4 separate regions of the Homo sapiens genome follow, and all the other regions are linked to region 2. Evidence: read pairs that join two places in POLR2A ChIA-PET (ENCODE). Cell type or tissue: MCF 10A. All regions are shown on one strand. Links, peaks and the distances in the headings refer to the core of each region. The heading gives the core; the rest is flanking DNA.

Evidence for each region. ChIA-PET counts read pairs that join two places held together with the same protein. Peaks named below come from ENCODE experiments on the same cell type or tissue, not always from the same donor. Only the 100,000 strongest peaks of a DNase experiment are listed, where the experiment ranks them.
Region 1: POLR2A ChIA-PET joins it to region 2 with 188 read pairs; 8 of 35 experiments call an interaction of 5 or more read pairs at or near these places.
Region 3: POLR2A ChIA-PET joins it to region 2 with 12 read pairs; 8 of 35 experiments call an interaction of 5 or more read pairs at or near these places.
Region 4: POLR2A ChIA-PET joins it to region 2 with 43 read pairs; 8 of 35 experiments call an interaction of 5 or more read pairs at or near these places.

What each region holds. Positions count from the first base shown.
Region 1 is chr4:74,441,999-74,447,630 of GRCh38, forward strand. It overlaps AREG (amphiregulin), which reads left to right and starts at 3,138. Exons shown (of 6, transcript NM_001657.4): 1 at 3,138-3,408; 2 at 4,536-4,784. The coding sequence starts at 3,348. RefSeq lists a silencer at 4,405-4,605. In MCF 10A, for the core only: CTCF peaks have their summits at 3,545 and 3,752; DNase peaks (open chromatin) are centred at 3,033 and 3,513.
Region 2 is chr4:74,373,916-74,379,547 of GRCh38, forward strand. It overlaps EREG (epiregulin), which reads left to right. Exons shown (of 5, transcript NM_001432.3): 2 at 5,533-5,619. Among named protein-coding and RNA genes, the nearest start is that of EREG, 12 kb to the left of the region's middle. RefSeq lists an enhancer at 263-1,462. In MCF 10A, for the core only: a CTCF peak has its summit at 3,145 (motif pointing right); DNase peaks (open chromatin) are centred at 806, 2,076 and 3,186.
Region 3 is chr4:74,448,200-74,453,475 of GRCh38, forward strand. It overlaps AREG (amphiregulin), which reads left to right. Exons shown (of 6, transcript NM_001657.4): 3 at 848-1,049; 4 at 2,181-2,333; 5 at 4,345-4,456. The coding sequence ends at 4,438. Among named protein-coding and RNA genes, the nearest start is that of AREG, 5.7 kb to the left of the region's middle. In MCF 10A, for the core only: no CTCF peak of the experiment used is centred there; a DNase peak (open chromatin) is centred at 3,142.
Region 4 is chr4:74,454,100-74,459,731 of GRCh38, forward strand. It overlaps AREG (amphiregulin), which reads left to right. Exons shown (of 6, transcript NM_001657.4): 6 at 660-906. Among named protein-coding and RNA genes, the nearest start is that of AREG, 12 kb to the left of the region's middle. In MCF 10A, for the core only: no CTCF peak of the experiment used is centred there; DNase peaks (open chromatin) are centred at 2,312, 2,432 and 3,062.

The sequences.
Region 1 (5,632 bases), core at 850-4,849, 68 kb after region 2:
AATTATATGAACATGATTGTACTTTTGGTTTTATAGTACATCTTTCAGCAGAGCCAAAGTGAAATCATTTCACTATTCATATGAAATATCAGGACTCATGGAGTAGGCATCAAACTGAGTGGTTAGGAGCATTTGCTCTTAGGGCTGCCCTTAACCTATACATAGATTAAGGGACCATCAATTTATCATGATAAAAAAGGGCTGCTACTCAAACTTTTTGAAATTGTTCCCCTTTGTCTCTGCCTAGCATGCAGAATGTTGAATGTAAAGAATCCTACATTTACACAGGGTTGGTTTCCAACTCATGCATATATTCCAGAATGCCATGACACATCAATAGGTGCTGCAATGTGATGTGGTTGTGACGACGCTCCATGCTGCCCAATGATGCACCATAAAATACCCAAAATGGTTAGTCTTAATGTGAAGTAAATACTAAGTTCATGGATTGAAAATATTGAAGATTACTTCACTTGCTCTGTAGCTCCATTTATAAGAGTCCTTCAGTTCTTAAATATGATTTACATAGTGTAACTATCATAATATCAAGGGTATTCATGATAGTTGCCATTTATTGAGCACTCACTCTATGCTAGGATCTGGTATTGTTCATGTATCTTATCCATTTGATCTGCTTAAAAGCATGTAGTTATCTTTATTTTTTATTTTCAGATGAGGAATCTGAATCTTTCAAATATTAAGTAACTTAGTATGTGCTGGAATTTGTATATGAAAACCCACATTGGTTTGAATCTAAAGCTCATCCAAAGCACTAAGCTATGCTGTCCCCATGATCTAGGTTATGTGCCTAGATCATGTAAATGTTCACCCTATAAATTTCCAACTGGAAAAAGACTAAGCAATTTCCAATATAAACAGTCCACTTTCCCAAAAGTGAAACATTTCTGATGACTGATCTGCACAATGTGTTTTCATCTCAATAAGAAGAGTAAGAAAATGGAAAGTATTGCATATGTTAAATAGCTTGATTTAACCTCATTGTATACATATATCAAAACATCATGTCATATACTACAAATATGAAGTTACTTGTCAATCAAAAAAAAAAAGAAGAAAAGAGAAGAACAGGCCTAGAACAGAAATGAAGCCTATGGGAGCATAAAGGTGCAACAGTGTAGACCAACTGCGTGAGCTCCAAACAAAGTCTCCAAAAGAATCTTTTGAAATCTTTGGGCAAGTCTCTCAATCTCTCTGAATCACAATTGCCTCATCCACCAGAACAGATAACAGTGCAGGCCCCTACTTCACTTTGGAATGGGCATGACACTTTTCTAGCCTTATTTCCCATACTTGGTCATACCCTCACATCAGGTCTTTATTCCATGTAAAAGATTTGCTGGGAAGGCCTTTGAGGGGCCTCTTCATCTTTCCACAGAGCTTTCCATTAAACAGAGGCAAAATTAAACCATGTCCTTTTTTTCCATGGCACTCTGAACCCTTCTCATCATGTGATCTATTAGAATTACTTATCTATGTATCTGGCCCACACCACTGAGCTCCTGGTGAACCTATACTGCTCCCCTTCATAAAATATAAAGCAGGTGGCTCACACAAAATACACTCTCAACAAATGTGGAATAGAAGGCATGATTCATGATTATTTCATTCTACTAAATGCATGATATTATTTGGACTACGCACTGTGATATACCATTAAAAATAAGTGATTTTTAAAAAAAAATTTCCAGAATTAGGACAGATGCACTGTGACTCACGTTATTATTATTATTATTATTATTATTATTATTATTATTATTATTTTGAGTCGGAGTCTTGCTCTATCACCCATGATGGAGTACAGTGGCATGACCTTGGCTCACTGCAACGTCTGCCTCCCGGGTTCAAGGGAGTCTCCTGCCTCAGCCCACCCGAGTAGCTGGGACTACAGGCGCGCGCCATCACGCCCAGCTAATTTCCTTTGTATTTTTAGTAAAGATGGGGTTTTGCCATCTTGGCCAGGCTGCTCTCGAACTCCTGACCTCAGGTGATCCACCCGCCTCGGCTTCCCAAAGTGCTGGGATTACAGGCATGAGCCACTGCGCCTGGCCTGACCTACATTCTTAAAAGGGCTGTGTTACTGAAACAATCAGGAAAGAATCATATCTCCAGGTGAAGGAAAATGAACAATGCTTTTTCTCTTCCTCAAGTCAAGAAAAATCCAGTTCTTTAGTTGACAGTACATCCAAGTTAGTCAAATTAAGTAGCTTCCTGTCTCCGCTTCATTTTATCTACTTGTCATGATTAAATATCCTACTAGGTTGTAAGTGGGCCCTCAACGCTGACCTTTTTATCTTGGGATTTGAGAGGCACAGTCTAGAGCACTACTCTTCACCTAAATGCCAGTATGCCACCAGTAGAAATTATCCTTTAGGCTAAATATTGTTCTTCCCAGAAACCCTCTTTTCAAGGATCAGTTTAAACCTAAATTCATCAGAGAGGAAAACAGCAGATTTCAGAGTCAGATGAAGAATTCATATCCACCTGGCTTTGAACATTATCGGCTGTGAGATGGTGTAGGTAAAATTTTAAGTGCATAATTTGGCAATAATAAATCATCAATAAATATTAATGTTGATGAGGCCCCTGGGCCACATAAAGAAATAGGGAGTGAGGGGATTTGAAATTCTGGCCACTTCACAGAAATGGGTGGGAAGGGGCTCTTGATTGAGATAGAAGCCCATCCTACATGAAGCAATTCCTCATTGAGTTCTCTCGTCCTTTATCCTTGTTGGAAACATCAGGCAAAGTCACTCTTGGTCTTAAAGTACTTTTACATCTAAATACGGAACTCTTCTATTTAATCCCTGTCTGTTGTAGATGTTAAGTATACAAAGAGGTTGTCAGAGTTTGAAACATCTGGACTTCTGTCAGGTACTAGCTCCGGAACTCCAGTCCTGCTCGCCCTCAAAAACGGCTTGCAGCTAGAGGTTTAAGTTCCACTTCCTCTCAGCGAATCCTTACGCACGAGGGAGGCGGGGCGTGTGTCCTCCGCGCGTGGTTTTCGGGTAGCACCTTCTGGGGCGCCGCCTGCCTCCACCCACGGCCGGGCCTTGACGTCATGGGCTGCGGCCCCCTCCCGGCTGAGCCTATAAAGCGGCAGGTGCGCGCCGCCCTACAGACGTTCGCACACCTGGGTGCCAGCGCCCCAGAGGTCCCGGGACAGCCCGAGGCGCCGCGCCCGCCGCCCCGAGCTCCCCAAGCCTTCGAGAGCGGCGCACACTCCCGGTCTCCACTCGCTCTTCCAACACCCGCTCGTTTTGGCGGCAGCTCGTGTCCCAGAGACCGAGTTGCCCCAGAGACCGAGACGCCGCCGCTGCGAAGGACCAATGAGAGCCCCGCTGCTACCGCCGGCGCCGGTGGTGCTGTCGCTCTTGATACTCGGCTCAGGTGAGGATTCACCGGCGCTGAACTGCTGGGCTCTCCTCCCATGGCAGGTTTTGCCTCTTGAGTTTGGCTCTTGCTTCTCTAAAAATCGCCCTTTAGTTCCCCCGACCCTGCGCCGCAGGAGGTGATCACTGTAGCTCCCTCCCTAGGAGGAAAAGAGAAGGGCAGATGTCTCAAACGTCCAGGACAAGGTGTCCCAGAGAATCGCTGTACTTTTTCTTTAGTTCAGCTGAGAAGACGGGAGAGATCATTTGAACCTAACCCTTCGTTTCACAGATTAAAAGATTAAAAAGACCAAGATCTAGAGAGGTGAAGTGATTTCCGCAGATATTGGACCCAGCAGTGTTTGCTGCCTCCTGCCTAATTCTCCATCTCTGTCTAGTGATTTCTTCTTTACCTTCCTAGAGGGACTTAGAGTATCCCGGCGAGAGGTTAAAAGCACCACTCTGATGCTGTTTTATTGAGACCTAAGAAAAAGCAAGATAAAGCAGTGGCTTAACTCTGGGCCCCAAATCTTACTTAGTACTCAGTTTATTGTCTATGTAGTAATAATAATAATGATAATGAAAAATGACAATAATAATCGATATAATTAACCACTGTTTATATTATTTTAAAAGATTATCTTTTAAAAATATCTTTTAAAAATATGAACACATCTTTTAAAAATATGAACACATCTTTTAAAAATATCTTTTAAAAATATGAACACATCTGAAGAAAATCTGATATTTGTATCTAAAACCTACCGAAATAGGCCAGGATGGCATTCTAGCAAAAAAAGAAATGCATTTGGAATGTGAAGTGATGGGAATTTTTAGACATTACCCATCAAGTAATTGTATTAGATTAATTTGCCAATTTGGCGGGATTTTTTTGATGTGGAAATTAATGTGGATTATCTGTGGAAAAGAAAAACTTCAGAAAAGCACTTCTGTAATTGGGACAGCTGAATTTGCTTGCTGGCAAAAATGTAAAGTTTCTTTCATAGAAATGACTCAATCACAAACAATAGCACATGTGCAATAACTGCTTTGATGTCAAAAGATAAACTTTTCTACCTAACACAGCTGACTCGAAAGGCACCCTACTTTACCTTTTCTTTTCTTCCTTTATTCCCTCCCCTGCAGGCCATTATGCTGCTGGATTGGACCTCAATGACACCTACTCTGGGAAGCGTGAACCATTTTCTGGGGACCACAGTGCTGATGGATTTGAGGTTACCTCAAGAAGTGAGATGTCTTCAGGGAGTGAGATTTCCCCTGTGAGTGAAATGCCTTCTAGTAGTGAACCGTCCTCGGGAGCCGACTATGACTACTCAGAAGAGTATGATAACGAACCACAAATACCTGGCTATATTGTCGATGATTCAGTCAGAGGTGAGTAGGGGATAAAGCAAAAATATGGCCTGTGAGATGTGGGTTTATATGAGCAAAGCTGCTTCAGAAGTAAAGCTGCTCCCCAGATTTTCTAGTGGCTTTATTGTATATCTGTTGGATAGCCCCTAGGTAAACTGTGACAAAAAGAACCATAATGTGGGCACATCCTATATGGCCAGAGTGATCATAAATGGTGTATGTCTCATTTTTAAACCTAATCTTCACAATGACTTTAAGTAGGAATTGTTATCCTCATTTTACAGATGTGATAACTGAAGCCGAAAAAGGTTTTGCTCTAGGTTCTACAGGTGACAAGCAGATGAGCTAGAATTAGAGCTCCAGTCTGTTTGATTCTATGCAGAAGAGACACTAAGCTCTTTCCCACTATGCTACATGACCCCCATTCTGAGAGACAAATTTAGACATTAACCATTCCTATCTACTTTGTATCTTAGCTTTTGTATCCCCTTCCCCAACACCACCCTTCCCCAGATAACTGCATTTTAACACAAATAAGGGGACAAGGAAGTAATGGGACAGGAGGCATTAGACTTTAGCGTTTAAGTACTAGGTGATGAGAAGCTGATGGAATAATAATAATAATGCCATCTGGAAATATTAAAGAAGGGTGAATATACTTAGATTTTGTATTGCTAAAATCACTCTTTAACCCCAAATCCCATTTGTTAGTTATATAACCCATGGTTTCTTTCACTTTCCTGTTATCTCATATTTTAAAAAGGCCCTTTGCTTGGAGTGAAAGTACCAAAGTAAGAGAGAAATATTGCATACTTTGGAGTCTGAAGGAAGAAGAAGTTAACAGTAAATAAGATCTAAATATCCTAAGA
Region 2 (5,632 bases), core at 788-4,787:
AAAGACATCCAAAAACAGTGAAGGCATATTCACTCCTTAAAAGCACACAAGATCCAACAAGCCTATTACGTTATAGACAAATTCTAAAATCACAGACTGCCATGGAAGATGGTAGAAAATGAACAGTCTGAGTAGGTTGGCATGTGACCACAGCAAAAGTGTGAACAAAGAGGATTTTGCTATGTGTTTGGGCTGGACAAATGCTATGATTCTGCACAAGTTTGCTTTTCTGGTCTAAATAGCCTAAAAGGTTAAACTGGGAAAATGAGATGCATTTCTTTTATTCTGTAATCTATCTGATTTTAATTTGGATCATTTTTATTTTCTTGATTGTTTTCCAGAATAGTCATTTTACCCTAAGATTTGCAATTATTTTGCTGACTTGGCTTGGTCATCCAGTCACCAAATCCTAGCCTCCTCTGTACTGGCCTCCTTCTGGATGAGCCCTCAGTGCAATCCTTAGGAAGCAAGGTAAATCCAGGCACAATGGCTCAAGCCTGTAATCCTAGCATTTTTGGAGGCCAACATGGGAGGATCATTGAGCCCAGGGATTCGAGGCTGCAGTGAGCAGTGATTGCACCACTGCACTCCAGTCTGGGCAAATGAGTAAGAGCCTCGAAAAACAAAATAAATATAAATAAAAATGAAGCAAGGTCAAAATAAACCGTATGCAATAGGAAGTACATTTTCTACATCTGGCATTTTGTCTGACTGTTGGGCAACCACTTCTTAGTGCTCCAGGGCCCACGACATTTACTGCTATTGCCATTCCTATGATGGCACTCAACCTCTCCCACGCGCGGTCCCCAATATTGTGTAAGGGTGTAGGCTCGGTCCTGACTCACAGGGAAGAGGCGATTTGTATCCTCTGAGTCACTGGCACCACTTCCTGCTGGCACATCTGAGATTTCACTGAAACATAATCTGAAAAATGAAGGCAGAGAGATATATAGGTGAGGTTCACATTCCTAAAACCCATTTGGAAATTTGATAGAAACAATGACCTCTGAATGCATTTCCATTTTTGCAGCTGTATTGTAAAAGAAGCGCCAACTGCCAATTTTGAGTTTACAGATCATCTGTGTTATATCACCTGGCAAGAAATTCCTCTGTATCTTAGTTACCAATGCCACCAGACAAGAAATGCCACCAGATCTGTTTTTTTGACATAGATACTATCTAAAATATTTAGTATCGTAGTGAATTATTTGCTTAGGAAGAATCTACTGTCAAGAATGAAAAAGCCAAATATAGTATTTGAGGTCCAATCATAGAGAAATTATGTTCAAACAACACTAAGGTCATGAAAAGCCTGACATTAAGGAAATATATGCATGCTTTAGCATTTATTCCCTCCCTGTATGACTCATTAAAGTAATGACTAGCGATTCTTTTTTTTTTTTTTTTTTTTTTTTTTTTTTGAGAGGGAGTCTTCCTCTGTCGCCCAGGCTGGAGTGCAGTGGCGCGATCTCCGCTCCCTGCAAGCTCCGCCTCCTGGGTTCAAGCCATTCTCCTGCCTCAGCCGCCTGAGTAGCTGGGACTACAGGCGCCCGCCACCATGCCTGGCTAATTTTTTTTTTTTTTTTTGTATTTTTAATAGAGACGGGGTTTTACCGTGTTAGCCAGGATGGTCTCGATATCCTGACCTCGTGATCCGCACGCCTCGGCCTCCCAAAGTGCTGGGATTACAGGCGTGAGCCACCGCGCCCGGCCTGACCAGCGATTCTTAAGGTTAACAGGATAGTGGATGTAATATTTCTCTGGAGATAGATTTTTTATTCATTGGATCGCATTCACTCTTCTACCCTAGTTTGCAAGTGTTTGGGAGCAGACGCATATTGCAGGAACATTTGAGAACCACTATTTTAAAGCAATAGTGCTGTGCAGATGGACATGACTTAGAATTAATTTTGCTGTTTTCTTGGCCACATCCATCCATGATGGAATTGCAGTTATACACTTTAATTTGAAAGGAACATTTAAAATTATATACGATTCCACCTGTAAAATATCCTGCTGTAGGATTAATGCAGCAAGTCTCACAGAAACTATCCTGAGCGATGGACTGTGTCCAAGGGAGCGTCACGAGTAAGGAAAGTCCAGTCTTTGTGGAGGCACACCCTGGGCTGAACATTCTTTAATTAACAAAGACAAACATTTCACCTGTGGCCTGAACAACTGGAACAAAGTTTCCAACGGTGGAAAAACTAACAACTACTAAAAACCTTTAAAAAAGAAGACTAACAGCAACACTCCAAAGTAAGTTGGATTCTATAATAGTTGCAGGTTGCAATTGGAGGCAATTCCAAGCAGGAAAGGTTAGGCTTTAGTTTATGCAAAGGATAGAGAAACTAGCTTCAAATGTGCATTTTTTTCCCCCTGGCTAGCATTTTCCTGGAGGGAGAATTGGTAATGTCTCCTCCAAAGCTTTCCTCAGTTGAAGAAATATGTAGGAATAGGAATGTCAAGGATGTAAGCACGTGCAACTAAAACTCCAATTTGTACCGAGGAAACTGTATTAGTTAAAGGATTTCATTCTTCAGTAGTGAAAGTATGGTGAAATTATTATTGGGATATAAAACAAAATTGACTTGAATGAGAATCTAGCTTATCCTCCATAAAAAGCTTAGTGAAATAGTTTTCAACTCTGTTCAACTGACAATGAAATCTAGGCTTTAGCTATTTCTTTGTCATTCAACAAAAATATATTTTTTGTAGTTCCACAAGAGCAATTGAAGCAGCATTTATATTGTAGAAAAAGCATGGAGTGGGGAGGGGATAATTCTGAACTTTAAAGACAACAGAATTTTCAAATTGTTGAAGAACAGGAGACTTGATTTCAAAAGATAAATTTGTAACTCTTCTCTTCTGTGGTCACAAGTGATCTTAGACAAGACATTTAATTTAAATACACTGAGGGTATTTGAGACTAATAACTACTTCACAGAATTAAGTGTGAAATTTGATATATGAAGTTATACATTATGATGCTGATGCCGATGTGTAATTTACTTTTCAGAACCCAAAAATATACAATCGGCTTAACAGATACAAGCCTTCTCTAACTGAGAAAAAATAAAATTCTTGTATTACACGAATTAAATCTTTCTTTACAGTACCAAATTACAGAGATAGACAAACTTGTTATAAACCAGAAGAGGGCACTGTCCACATACACTGCTAAAACCAGAGGCTAGAAGTTGAGAGTCAAGGAACATTTATGGGCTGTGACAGCCATTTCAGAAAAAAAAAAAAAAAAACATTAGTTTATTTCACTGTATTCTCCCCAAAAATCTATAAGATAGGAAAAATTAACACCCAGAAAAGTAAATTAATTTTTTTTCAAGATCACGTAGCTCAAGTTTTCCTCACAAGACTGCCTTTCCACCATAATTTGTGGCCTCTATGTTGGGTTAAATACTCTACTTCAATTACAGCTATCATAATTTGTTCTCTGTGATGTCCATTATACTCTAGTATTATTGCCTATTTCCAAATTCTATAAAGTGGCCCATTTAACAATATGTATCCTTGGGAAAAGTTATTTAAACTCTTTATGCTTTAGTTTTCTCTAATGGGGATAATAATAGTATCTTCCTCAAATTGGCCCTGAGAGGACTAAATAATATAATACAGATAAGGTGAATAGGACCATACCTGGTTGTATTAGTTTGTTTTCACACTATTATAAAGGACTTCCCTGAGACTGGGTAATTTATAAAGGAAAGAACTTTAATTGACTCACAGTTCTATATGGCTGGGGAAGTCTCAGGAAACTTATCATGGCCGAAGGCGAAGGGGAAGCAAGCCCCTTTTTCACAAGGTGGCAGGAGAGAGAGGCGGGAAGGAGGAACTTCCAAACACTTATAAAACCATCAGATCTCATGAGAACTCACTCACTATCCTGAGAACAGCATGCAGGAAACTACCCGCATTGATTCAATCACCTCCCTCCTTGGACACATGGGGATTACGGGTCCCTCTCTCAATACATGGGGATTGCAATTCCAGATGAGATGTGGGTGGGGACACAGAGCCAAACTATATCACTGGTACATAGTACATGTTCAAGAGATGGATCGTCCTCTGTCTGAACTGTGAAAGAAATGGAAAGTTGAATATATTTTGTTGCCTTTATGGAGGCATTAATCATCCTTTCATAACAGTTACCACTTACTTAGCTACTTCAACGAAACAGGTTGATTCAAACTCTTCCTGTGCTTACAGAAACTGGATTCTCAGTGTGGTTCATCTGGCATGCCTATTCCTTCTCATATTAGATAGGATATATTCTGATTTTACCTAGATTACATTTACCTAGCTGCCTATCAGTCAAGGAGAATTTTCAGGAGTAGGAAGTCATTCTAGTTATCACGCACCCTAGGCCAATAAGCACCGGAATCCAAACGAAAATGTCCAACCGACTAAACAAAATCACATAGGAGGTATTTATTCTCAAAAGACAACCTTTAGGGTGTAGAAAAAGCAAGCTTAACACACATGTCATTATCCCCCACGGTAGGTATTATTCATTTCTTCAAACAAAATATGTCTAATTTTTTTCAAATCTCAGTTCTGAAATTCGTTATTCCCCAAAGCAATTGCAAGCTGAAGCCATTAATTAATTTAGTGGAGCTTAATTGCTGCTACTACTACTACTACCACCACCATTAGTATTTACTATATAACAGTTACTTAAATAAATTGGAAAGAGTGTTTGAAGTGCAAATACCTAAAGCTTAAACAGAAGCAGCTAAAGCTCTTAACTAAACATCTGTGAAATTACAAGGGTTCTTCTTATGATGATTCCTACACAATTCAGAAAGTACTTGAGTCATTCTTGATATCTATGTTCCAAAATTTTATCTTTTCACTGAATACACATGATGAAACAGCTGATTCAGACTCTTCCTATGCTGATAGAAACTGGATTCTAGGGCTCAGTATGGTTCATCTGGGATGCCTGTTCCTCCTCATATTAGACAAGATATATTCTGATTTTACCTAGCTTTCACTGTATTAATTAAAATCTATACTCATGTGTAATGCAATGCAAAGAGTAACTTAGGTACATAAATCAATAATGAATGTTTCTTAGGTTGAGTTTCTTGTTGTTACTGTAAGTGGAAACCGATTTTTTATTTAGAGCCTTTTTTTGTGATGGGGTCTGATTAGGAGCATTTCTCTGAACACATGATGGAATAAAACAGTGGAAATTCTCCAACTGATGTGCGTCTTAAGAAATCAAACTTCAAAATCAAATCTTTGAAAATGTTACTGTGAAATATTTAGAGCAGGTCAAATCTGTAACCGTGAATGTAATGCCAAGGCTTTTATCCTTCCACAGAATAGCTGGGGGAGTTTGTATTTTCTGTTACATGCCTGTTTCCATGAATTATTTTGTTTTATGGTTTTGATGGACCAAATCTGTGAAACAAAACAACTCTATAAGTACTGCAGTTATGTAGAAATTTGATCAAGATTTCTTTCCTTAACACATTAGTTATATATTCGATTTTTCTTCATAAATAGGTTTCCATCTTCTACAGGCAGTCCTCAGTACAACTGTGATTCCATCATGTATCCCAGGAGAGTCCAGTGATAACTGCACAGCTTTAGGTAAGCCCAAGTT
Region 3 (5,276 bases), core at 868-4,867, 74 kb after region 2:
AAGGACTTTTCTGTCTTGTGCTTTTTTATCGTCAGAGAAAAGTTTCAATATAAAAATCGCATAACCACCTCTTAAACATTTGCTACTAATTTTACTTTTGTTAAATGTTATTATAATAAACTGCTAAAATACTCAGTATTTATTTTCCATTTCCTTAATCACAGATATTCTATCTTTGATACCCTAGTTGACCTTCACTATGTTTCTAATGTTTTGTATTGAATGGGTGCTGCATGACCATTATGACTAATGGTATTTTCTCTTTACTGAAATCTGTTTGCTAAATATTCACTTGGATAAACCTCTTCAGACATTAGTGTAACAAAATGCACAGCACTAACATGCAAAGCCATTTGCTATCTTTAGTATGTGGGTAAACTACACCTTGCATAACTGCAAGACTGAACAAAAGTTTCTGTGGATCAGATAAGATAAATCTCTGAAGCACTGAATACAAATATTCCTGGGCTCCTGTTTTCAAATAGATTGACCACGAAAATGAGCTCCATGGAAATTATCAATTTGATTATAATCTGTTGTAATCTGGGTGTTGGAGCATTGTAACATAGAGTAACTCTAATTTATAATTCTCAGTTTTTTCCACCTGCAAGTAGTACTCACTAATTCCCAACTATAATCATGAGTGGACACTACTTTCAGGTAGAAAAAACTGAAAATTATAAATTAGGGTTATGCAGTCCTCTCTAACTTTTATATTGTGTTAGGTAATGAGGCACGCATGGCTGTTACCCCTGTGAGCGCTCACTGCTATGACATCTTTCTCTCATGTCTCTAAAATTATATTCAAGTTTGAGAGACTCTTGTCAATAAATCTTTTCTTTTTTAGTTGAACAGGTAGTTAAGCCCCCCCAAAACAAGACGGAAAGTGAAAATACTTCAGATAAACCCAAAAGAAAGAAAAAGGGAGGCAAAAATGGAAAAAATAGAAGAAACAGAAAGAAGAAAAATCCATGTAATGCAGAATTTCAAAATTTCTGCATTCACGGAGAATGCAAATATATAGAGCACCTGGAAGCAGTAACATGCAAGTAAGTTTTCCTAAAGCATATAGAATTTTGTATTTCTAGCACCATGTCTGAAACCCCTAACTGCAGGAAACCATTTATTTTTCCAATGTATAAACCAAGGGTCAGTAAACTTTTTGTTAAAGCACCAGATAGTAAATATTATAGGCTTAGTGGGCCAAGATTGTTACATGTACTTAAACAACGAATTAAAGTGTAACCATTTAAAAATGTAAAATTGGTGGGTGCAGTGGTTCACACCTGTATTCCCAGCACTTTGGGGGGCCGAGGTGGGCAGATCCCTTGAGCCCAAGAGTTTGAGACCAGCCTGGGCAACATGGGGTGAAACCCCATCTCTACAAAAAATACAAAAAAGTTTAGCTGAGTACAATGGTGACAGCCTGTAGTCCCAGCAGTCTGGGAGGCTGAGGTAGCAGAATTAATTGCTTGAGCTCAGGAGGTTGAGACTGCAGTGAGCCGTGATCGCACCACTACACTCCAGCCTGGGAGACAGAGCGAGGCCCTGTCTCAAAACAAAACAAAACAAAAATGTAAAAACTATTCTTAGCTTGCAGGTTGTTTAACAAAACAAAAAAGCAGCAAATGGCTGGATTTGATCCATGGGCTGTAGTTTCCTGACCCCTGGTATAAACCATTATTTTTTGTGCATGCTCCTGCTTGCTCTCTCTCTCTCTCTCTCTCTCTCTCTTTCTTTCTATATATATATGTATGTGTGTGTGTATGCATTTTTTAAAAACTCCTTTAAAAAAGGACCTAAAGGTAATTTTTGCATAATCTTTCACATTGTTTTAACCTCCTCCCCGCTTACCTCCCACAAGCAGCTAGCACATTAAATAATATTGGAATGTATCAACTGCATAACAAATCACTGAACTCATCAGTTGGTCATAAAAGAAACACAAAGAATGACAAGGCGTGTCTTCTTGAACTATCACACCCAAACTAATCTCAACTTGTTCTTATACTAATAGATCCTTAGTTAGAATGCATTCTGTGTCTCATTATTTAAAATACGAGTATATGGCATAACTTTTTTAATGTTGGAATTAAATGGTTCTTTATGATCTGGAGAATAAGCTTAAAACACACCGCACGTTTTTGTGATTATAATTTTTAAATGTGAATTGCTTGCAGATGTCAGCAAGAATATTTCGGTGAACGGTGTGGGGAAAAGTCCATGAAAACTCACAGCATGATTGACAGTAGTTTATCAAAAATTGCATTAGCAGCCATAGCTGCCTTTATGTCTGCTGTGATCCTCACAGCTGTTGCTGTTATTACAGTCCAGTAAGTATGACATAACTTACAAATTCTTAATAAAATAATGGGAGGTTAATTTTTTCAGTATTTCTCTCATACTCTACTCTGGTATTTTAGATGAATTATTATATTGTCACTTGATCTTTGGTTTATATTTTTATATTTTATTGACAAATATCACAGAAAGTGGTCAATGTTTATGACTTGTGGCCACCATTGAAATTTAACATGTAAAGCCCTTTTATAGAAGATCTAGAAATTTTTTGAACTTAAGTAATTGAAGGTTTTATTTCATGTTATTTTTCTACTCATGGTTACTTTAGAATCTCAGAAAATATTTATATCTACTGTGAAATCCTATGCTTCATCAAGCCTCAGGAGCTAATTAAGACCTGTTTATAGGAGGTTCGTAGTATCAGACATACTGCTTTGATACTAAAAACGACAAAGAACTACAAATCATCAGCAGTAAAGAATAGATATGTTTTCTGCTCATATTAGAATGCAAAATTCTGAGTTAGGAATATTATAACATGGTACTAATTTACTTAGAGCTTATGCTTATTTTGTTACTATCGAATATGAGAACTCAATTATTAAAAATAAATTTCCATCATAAGACATGGCATAGCAAGCAAGGACAATTCTATTACTGTTTCACTCCAGCGTATCTTCCCTGTGCTCATAATAACAGATCACACACTTCACTTCATGGCCAGTAAATGTTAGGACTAGACTGTCCCAGGTAGTAGGCACTGATGGGTGCATCAAAATGGCATTGTCTGTCAAACAGAAGTCACTGAATAAGGGAAGTTGGGGGAGGACATGAATGGCTCTGTGATGACTCATGTGCTACTAGAGCTTGGGAAAAGCAAGGGACTCATTCTTCTAATTTTAGGTCTTGGTAAATAACTTTAACAGCTATCCACTTGTGTACATGATCTACCACGACTACCATTCAGGAAACAAGGGGTTATCTTCTGCCATTGTTGACAATTATTTTAAATTTAGATGAGATCATCATAACATGACACATAAAAATTGTTTCATCATGCATATCAAGTTTGATATGTAGCTTAAATTTATTTTGCACACACTAGAATTTGTCCTGGTTTTCTAGTACCTCAAGGCAGATATGCAAAGGTGTTTAGGAGACATACTCTCAGACAAACCATTATTATTTTAAAGGATAGAACAAAACAATCGCTAGTTAAGGAAGATGTTTTGTAATAATTAAACTTGTAATTATTTGACTTGAAATATTTAATCATTTTTTGGGAAAGAATGGATAGATTTTGTTAATGTTAGCACTCTTAAAATTAAGCAGTGGCTTTTTTCCCCGTGTCTCCCATATTCTCCTTGTGTTTGAAACATAAAACAAACACTAAACCTAAGCAAAAGTTGCTGGGTTTGTTTTCATAATTGAGGTGAGTTTTTCCCTCAACTATTACAATAAAAGAAAACTTTTTATGATTTTAATGATAATGTTTTGTGGTGGGTTAAAGACCTCCTAACAACAGGGGGTTTTTATACAACAACAAGAAGTTTTTAAATAATTGAGTTTTTAAAGTGGAAAGCAGCAGTAAATTAAACTAGAAGGATATATTTTATACCTAGAAATAAATAAAGCTCAACTTGTTTTGTAAGCCTGTTTCAAAAATATTTAATCATTTAATTTGTGCAAGTATAGAGTTCTCCTATGGCAAAACTATACCATCATCTTCTCCAATTGTGCATGGCAGCTGTACTAAGTTCTGCAAAAACAAGACATATGGATGTGTTTCATACCTTCTCAGAATTGGTATATCAAGACACATTTAAATATAAGCCCTCTGGAAATGGATTTATATACAGTCAACATAAATACCCCCTTAGAAATTGGTAATATTTTATAGCCAGGTTTAGGTTTAGTGTCAAGTATAGTGATTGCTGGTCTATCACTACTCATGAAGTGGAACCCCCTCTACTCATAAAAACCCCAATCAAACATATAGATGAATAGAACCTTGATAACATTAGAATGCCTTGTTCTCTGAAGGCTTAGAAGACAATACGTCAGGAAATATGAAGGAGAAGCTGAGGAACGAAAGAAACTTCGACAAGAGAATGGAAATGTACATGCTATAGCATAACTGAAGATAAAATTACAGGTTTGAGTTTTAAAATATATCTTTAGATCATATCCTATAATTTTGAAAAATTTAACACTATATAATCTCAAGAAAAATATGGAATGTGTTCTTAATTATATATACACTATGAACAATGGCTATGTTAAAGTATTATTCTTTGAGTATAAGATGGAATTCAATGTTGAGAATAGACTACGTGTTTAATAAGTATTATTAGGGATATAAATATAAGAGACACTGGTCCAGTTCTCAAAGAAGTTATTGTTTAGTAGATAGGAAAAAAATGTAAGAAACCAGAATACTAGGGATGTAAAATAAATGTCATGAGAAAGGAACCAATGGAGTATGAGAAGTTTCCAGTGAAAAACAGAAAGAATCCAGTAGAATTTATTTAGGGAAGAGGAAAAGATGTGTTCGGGGTGGCCTTGGAAGTGAACGTTGAAGGACTAGTGAGATTGGTTCAAGAAACTGTGAAGGGAAAGAAAGGGTTATACTGAGAAATGGAAGAGATAATTTTAGAAACTTGTGAAAAATGGCTTAATCTAAATGAGTGTTAGGGGAGATACAGTTGTGATGATAGGTTGAGCTCACATGGTGGAGAGCCACAGTTGCGGGTGCTTGCACTGATAATGTGAGGGCATGGAGACAGACAATAGGTTGAATGCTCTTTTTTTACAAAAGGAAGTAGAAAGGGAGGGGGATGTAAATTTGATAAATAGGTTGGTGAAAACTTATATTTTCTTGTAAAGAGAGAGAACTGAGCATGTTGTAGGTATAAGGTAAAAAGGCGTGAAGAGGAATATTTCGTTGATAATGAAAGTGAGCAGCTAGGGAAGAA
Region 4 (5,632 bases), core at 138-4,137, 80 kb after region 2:
GCAGAATTAGCTCAATAATTCATAAAATGGGTAATTATTCATACCAATGCTAAACTCAGTATTTATTACATCAAAATTTTTAATGTATTGGCTAATTTTGGTAAAGCTAAGACCACCAGTGTGAATAAGGATGGATTTTTGGTTATTTGCCACTGAGATTTTTTAGCATAGATCCCAGAATTATTTTAGGAAAAAGAATATGCTGTGCTAGCACATAGTGGGTGCCTATTAACTGGTAGTTACTATTATTATGCCCTTGGTACTAATTTTCCTAAATTAACTATATATCATAAATATGCTGAGACAGTTAATCTTTGATTTTAATTATGTCCACTGCATAGATTTGGTTAGGAAAACTATTTCTCATGACTGCTGTTGCATTTTTATTAAGCAGAATTTGATGCAACAGATTTGAGCATATGTGGACTTCTACTGAACTAGGTGTATAATCAAAGCAAGTGTGAAAGAGGAACTCAAGCCGAAGTAAGAGTTGGTCTCTGAAAAATCTTAGCATTTCTCAAACGATGTACTAGAAAACAACTGACAGAAATTCTGATTCCTGATTATGCTTTAAAGTTTCTTAAAGCTCTGCTGGAATTGAGCTTATCTGTAACATTTTGTTTTATTTTATTATTTTATTTTATTTTATTTTCTCACAGGATATCACATTGGAGTCACTGCCAAGTCATAGCCATAAATGATGAGTCGGTCCTCTTTCCAGTGGATCATAAGACAATGGACCCTTTTTGTTATGATGGTTTTAAACTTTCAATTGTCACTTTTTATGCTATTTCTGTATATAAAGGTGCACGAAGGTAAAAAGTATTTTTTCAAGTTGTAAATAATTTATTTAATATTTAATGGAAGTGTATTTATTTTACAGCTCATTAAACTTTTTTAACCAAACAGATTGAGAGTTTGAATATTAGTTCTGATATTGCAAGACTCCAGTGTACTTTTCTCCTAACAGTTGGTTGATCATTTAAAAAGGCTTTTCTCTCTCTTTTTACTGTCTTTATGTTGATTTTTAAAACTCATTTTTTATTAGATGACATTCTTCATGGGAGAATTATAATCTAGAGTCACATAGTTCTCCCACAAACATGAGTGTTTATAATAATAATCCCAAATTGGTCTTACTTATCCAATGTAGAACTTATACCAAGTGCTGTTAATTATAAAAGCATCTAGAATCAAGATAAGGTGCTACCTCTCTGTTACAGTGCACCTAGATTATTATAAAAGAAAGCAAACTCACTGCCCATCACTATGACCATCATAGACAATGAGAGAAAAATAAGTTTGAATATTACAAGAGTGACATTTTAAGAGAACTAGGAAGTATTTACATTTGAGACTTCTTTCCCTAATATCAAGACATGAATGTATGAGGTATCTAAAACCCACTCCTTCTTTCCCTCCTCTTGTTACTATTTTCTTACAGTATTGTATTTTAAACAAATGTGTGTGTATTGGTGGTGGATGCTCTTTCAAGAACGCTAAGGTTACGGGATGCCTCGCAGTTTGATGTCTGGCTGATGAACTAAGTTGCCTACTTACAAAACAAAACAACCTTTATGATATGTGTATGGGGAATATTACCAGCAATCATCTCACGGAAGAGAAATTCATGAATGAAAGGTGCATTAAGCATCAACACCTTCATATGTCTCTGGCATATTATCCACCAGATCCTTGCCCAGTGATCATCTAACCAATGAGCTCCCAGCCTCAGCTATACCTTATCACTACTTGAAAAGTTTTAAATGTCTAAGCTCCTAGACTCCCCTCCCAGAGCCTCCCATTTCAATGGACTAGAGTGAGTTGTTGGTATTAACATTTTTAAAAGATCCCTAGATATTTCCTATATGCAACTAGTGTTGAGCCTCATCCTAGTTCACTAAATATTTATTGCAGGTGATTCAAGTATAGTGTAAGACAGAAAAGCTCTGCCTTCAAGACATTTACCACCTAGTTAGCAGGAGGTGGTATGTTTTCTCAATGCAGTGCAGTAAATAACTGGCTGAGGTGTGCAGCAGGAATCCCTAGGATAGCTCCCAGGAAGCTATCACCTAGCTCAGCCTGAATGAGTCAGGGAGGGCTTCCTGGAGAGATGCTACCTGAAACTTTTTTGAAGGATGAATAGGAGTTATGGAAACGAGATTGTTATAGGCATAAGCAAAATTACAAAATCACCAAACAATATGACCTGAAAGAGAAAATACAGAAAATCATTCAGTATCAACCTATGAAGTCAAAAGAGGATCTAAGGAAGCTGGGTGGTGAGGGCAGGGTCACACTGTAGGCCATGGAAAGCAATGGGAAATCAGGGTACAAACTTGATCAGATTTGCATTCCAGATAGGTCATCAGACCACAGTGCTGGGGAGGGATTTTAGCCAAGCCAAAGGTCAGAAGATAGGCTTAGAAGCAATTGAGCTATTCCAGGTGGGATGTAAAGAACATCTGAAGCTAAGAAGGGAAACTTTTGATTTGAAGTTTTATAAAAACACAAAAACGTAGCAGGGGGCAATGAAGTGCACCTGTAGTCTTAGCTACTTGCCAGGCTGAGTCGGGTGGAAAGCTTGAGCCCAGGAGTTCAAGGCTGTAGTGTGTTATGATCACACCTGTGAATAGCTACTGCACTCCAGCCTTGGAAACATTGCAAGACCTCATATCTGAAAAAAGCAAAACAAACAAAAACAACAACAAAAAAAGATTATTTATTATAGAAACAAAGCTGAAAGTAATGAGATAATGGAAGAAGAGAATAAATCTGGGATCACTCTCAGATTCCTGGCTTCAATGGCTAGGTGGCTGGTGAAATGATTTAAAGTAAGGAATCCTTGAACTGGCTTGTTCTATATTTTAGAAGGGAAACATAGCTTTTCACTTATTGACTGAAGAATGGCTCTTCTCTATTTTGTAAAGTCATCGTTTTAAATTTGTAACAGATTTACGAGGAAATAACTATCAGCCTGGCCAGTTAGTCAACTGAATCAACCCTGATCCTTACCTCACATGTGAGACTGAACATAGGGAAGAAAAAGAGAAGGCCTACAAGTGTGATAATGAATTCTGCTTTGGATCGGTGGAGTTTGAGGTGCTGGAAGGCATCCAGTAAGCAGTTAGATACACAAGAAGTTCATGGAGAAAAAAAAACTTGTAGATTGAGAGTTATCAAAATATATTTGGTAACAAAAGCCACGTAAGCGCTCAAGATTACCAAAGGAGGCTATAATAAGTCAGAAGAAATATGTGTGTTGACAATTTTTGCCAGTGGTCACCACTGTGAAGGTTCTAGGCTTGCTATCCCATATACTTTTCTAGCCCTTAAAACAAAAGTTTATGAAGTCATTACAGTGGAGTAGAAGGGAAAACACTATTACCTTAAAAATAATAATAAATCTCAAATTTATTGAGTAGTTTGGTATCCCATAGACTCTTCTAAGTGCTTTACAAGTGGTAACTCATCTACTTTTTTAGAGGCTAGATACATTTTATAAATAAGTAAAGTGAGGCTCAGAGAGATTAAGAAACTTGACCACGGTCACATAGCTAATAAATGACAGTGTCAGGTCTCTGGCTACAGAGTTGGTCCACTTAGACTCCTCTCTCTACTCCTCCTATAGTCAAGGTGTTTGTTTTGGGTTTGGAGAATTCTATATGTATGTTCGTTTAGCATGGTTTTGACTGCCATTCATTTATAAAATATTTAAATAGCTGGTTTATCTCTTTAAGACCCAAATAAGGTGGTATTGTATTTTATGTACCTGTGCTATAGCCACAAAATTTCCTCATCATCTCCTAAAATACAACTGAGCTCTTACTTATGTGCACACACAGAATGAAAAACAGAGACAATGATATATCAACCAAATAAATATTGGAATTAAAGCTGGATACTGCTCATTAGCCACCCCACTTTCTGAAAAGGCTGTTTTTTAATTGGTTAGATATCATCTACATATGTGTGTTTTGCTTAAGTTAAAGGCAATTTATGAAATGCTGGTTAGGTTAGACTACAACATTCCTTCTTGGAGGCAAACTCAATTAATTCCAGGATGTGATAAATAACATTCAGTTTTTCATTTTCCCCTGTTCATGATCTCAGAAGCTAAAAGTCTGGAGTCAAAGTTAATTTTAGATGACTAGGCAGGTTAAATGAGTGTGTATCAACAACCTTTGTTTTCTCTTCCCTGGGTATCTCCAGCACTGTGGCACTTTGGGAGAGGAGCATGCTATTATCATAGCCAGGTCCTCAAGAGATCCTCATTTTGTGAATTTATCTCAGAGAACAGCAAAATATTTTCCTTATTTGTCTGTATTGTGCCCAAGCTTAGGTGCTTATTTTGTATATGAAAAAACCTACTTAGTAGCTTAAGAATCATAAAATTCTGCCTAAGCCTATTATTTCAGCTGAACTAATTCTTTCTCCCAGATAACTTTATCCCCTCGTCTTTTTGCCCCCAGGTTAGGTAAAATTATCCTGTTATATACTCTCATAACACTTACTAACTTTCAATTCAATGATTATTTGTATAATTCTTTATTTAATATCTTATTCCCCCACTGGTCTATAAGCTCCCAAGGGCAGGGACTGTCTTTTTTACTGCTCAATAAATATATGTTGATTGAAGAAGGAATGATTAGAGGCCTTTCAATATGATTTCTTTTTATAATTGTCATGACAGAAAGTGTTTTGCAACTGGGAGAAGTGTATGGGTTTGAAGTCCTACATAATGTGTCTACTCACTAGCAAAAACCCTTTTATGGGTTATAAAGTGACAGTAATAACTTCTCAATGGATGTAATTCCCACTTTATTTAAGAGTGTGTAAAAATTATACTCAAAATTTTCAGTTTTCATGGCCCTCACTTGGCTGTTCCTTTCAGGGGAAGTTTCTTTTGTTTGAAATTGCTTCTGATGTTAGATCCTCCTTCCTTCTTCATTTTTTTTCTTCGAAACAGTAGGACTTATTTCTCTTATCTAGTGATAATTTTGGTTCCTTTGTGTCCAAATCTCTCCCTATTCTTTCTTCCTTTATACCCTTCCTAGCCTCGGGTATCTTCTATTTTTACTTATTACTTCTATGAGATCAACTATTTTAAAGCTTCCACATATGAGTAAGAACACATGGCAGTTAATTTTCTGGTCCTGGCTTATTTCATGTAACATAATATCCTCCAGTTTCATTCTTGTTGCTGTGAATGGCAGGATTTCATTCTTCTTCTTGGCTGAATAGTTTTCCGTTGTGTATATACACCACAGTTTTAAATCCATTCCTATGTTTTGGCCACTTGGGTTAATTCCATATCTTGGCTACTGTGAATAGTACTGCAATAAACATGCAATAAACACGGGGATGGAGATATCTCTTTGATATCCTGATTGCCTTTCCTTTGTATAAATGCCCAGTAGTAGGATTGCTGGATCACATGGTAGTTCTATTTGTAGTTTTCTGAAAGACATCCATACTGTTCTCCATACTAGTTTACCGTATGTTTATTAGTTCACTGTAGTTGTAGTTGACTGCTGTAGTTTACATTCCCACCGAGAGTGCATGAGTTCTCTTTTTTCCACATCTTTACCAGCATTTGCTATTTTTTGTCTTTTTTGATAATAGCCATTCT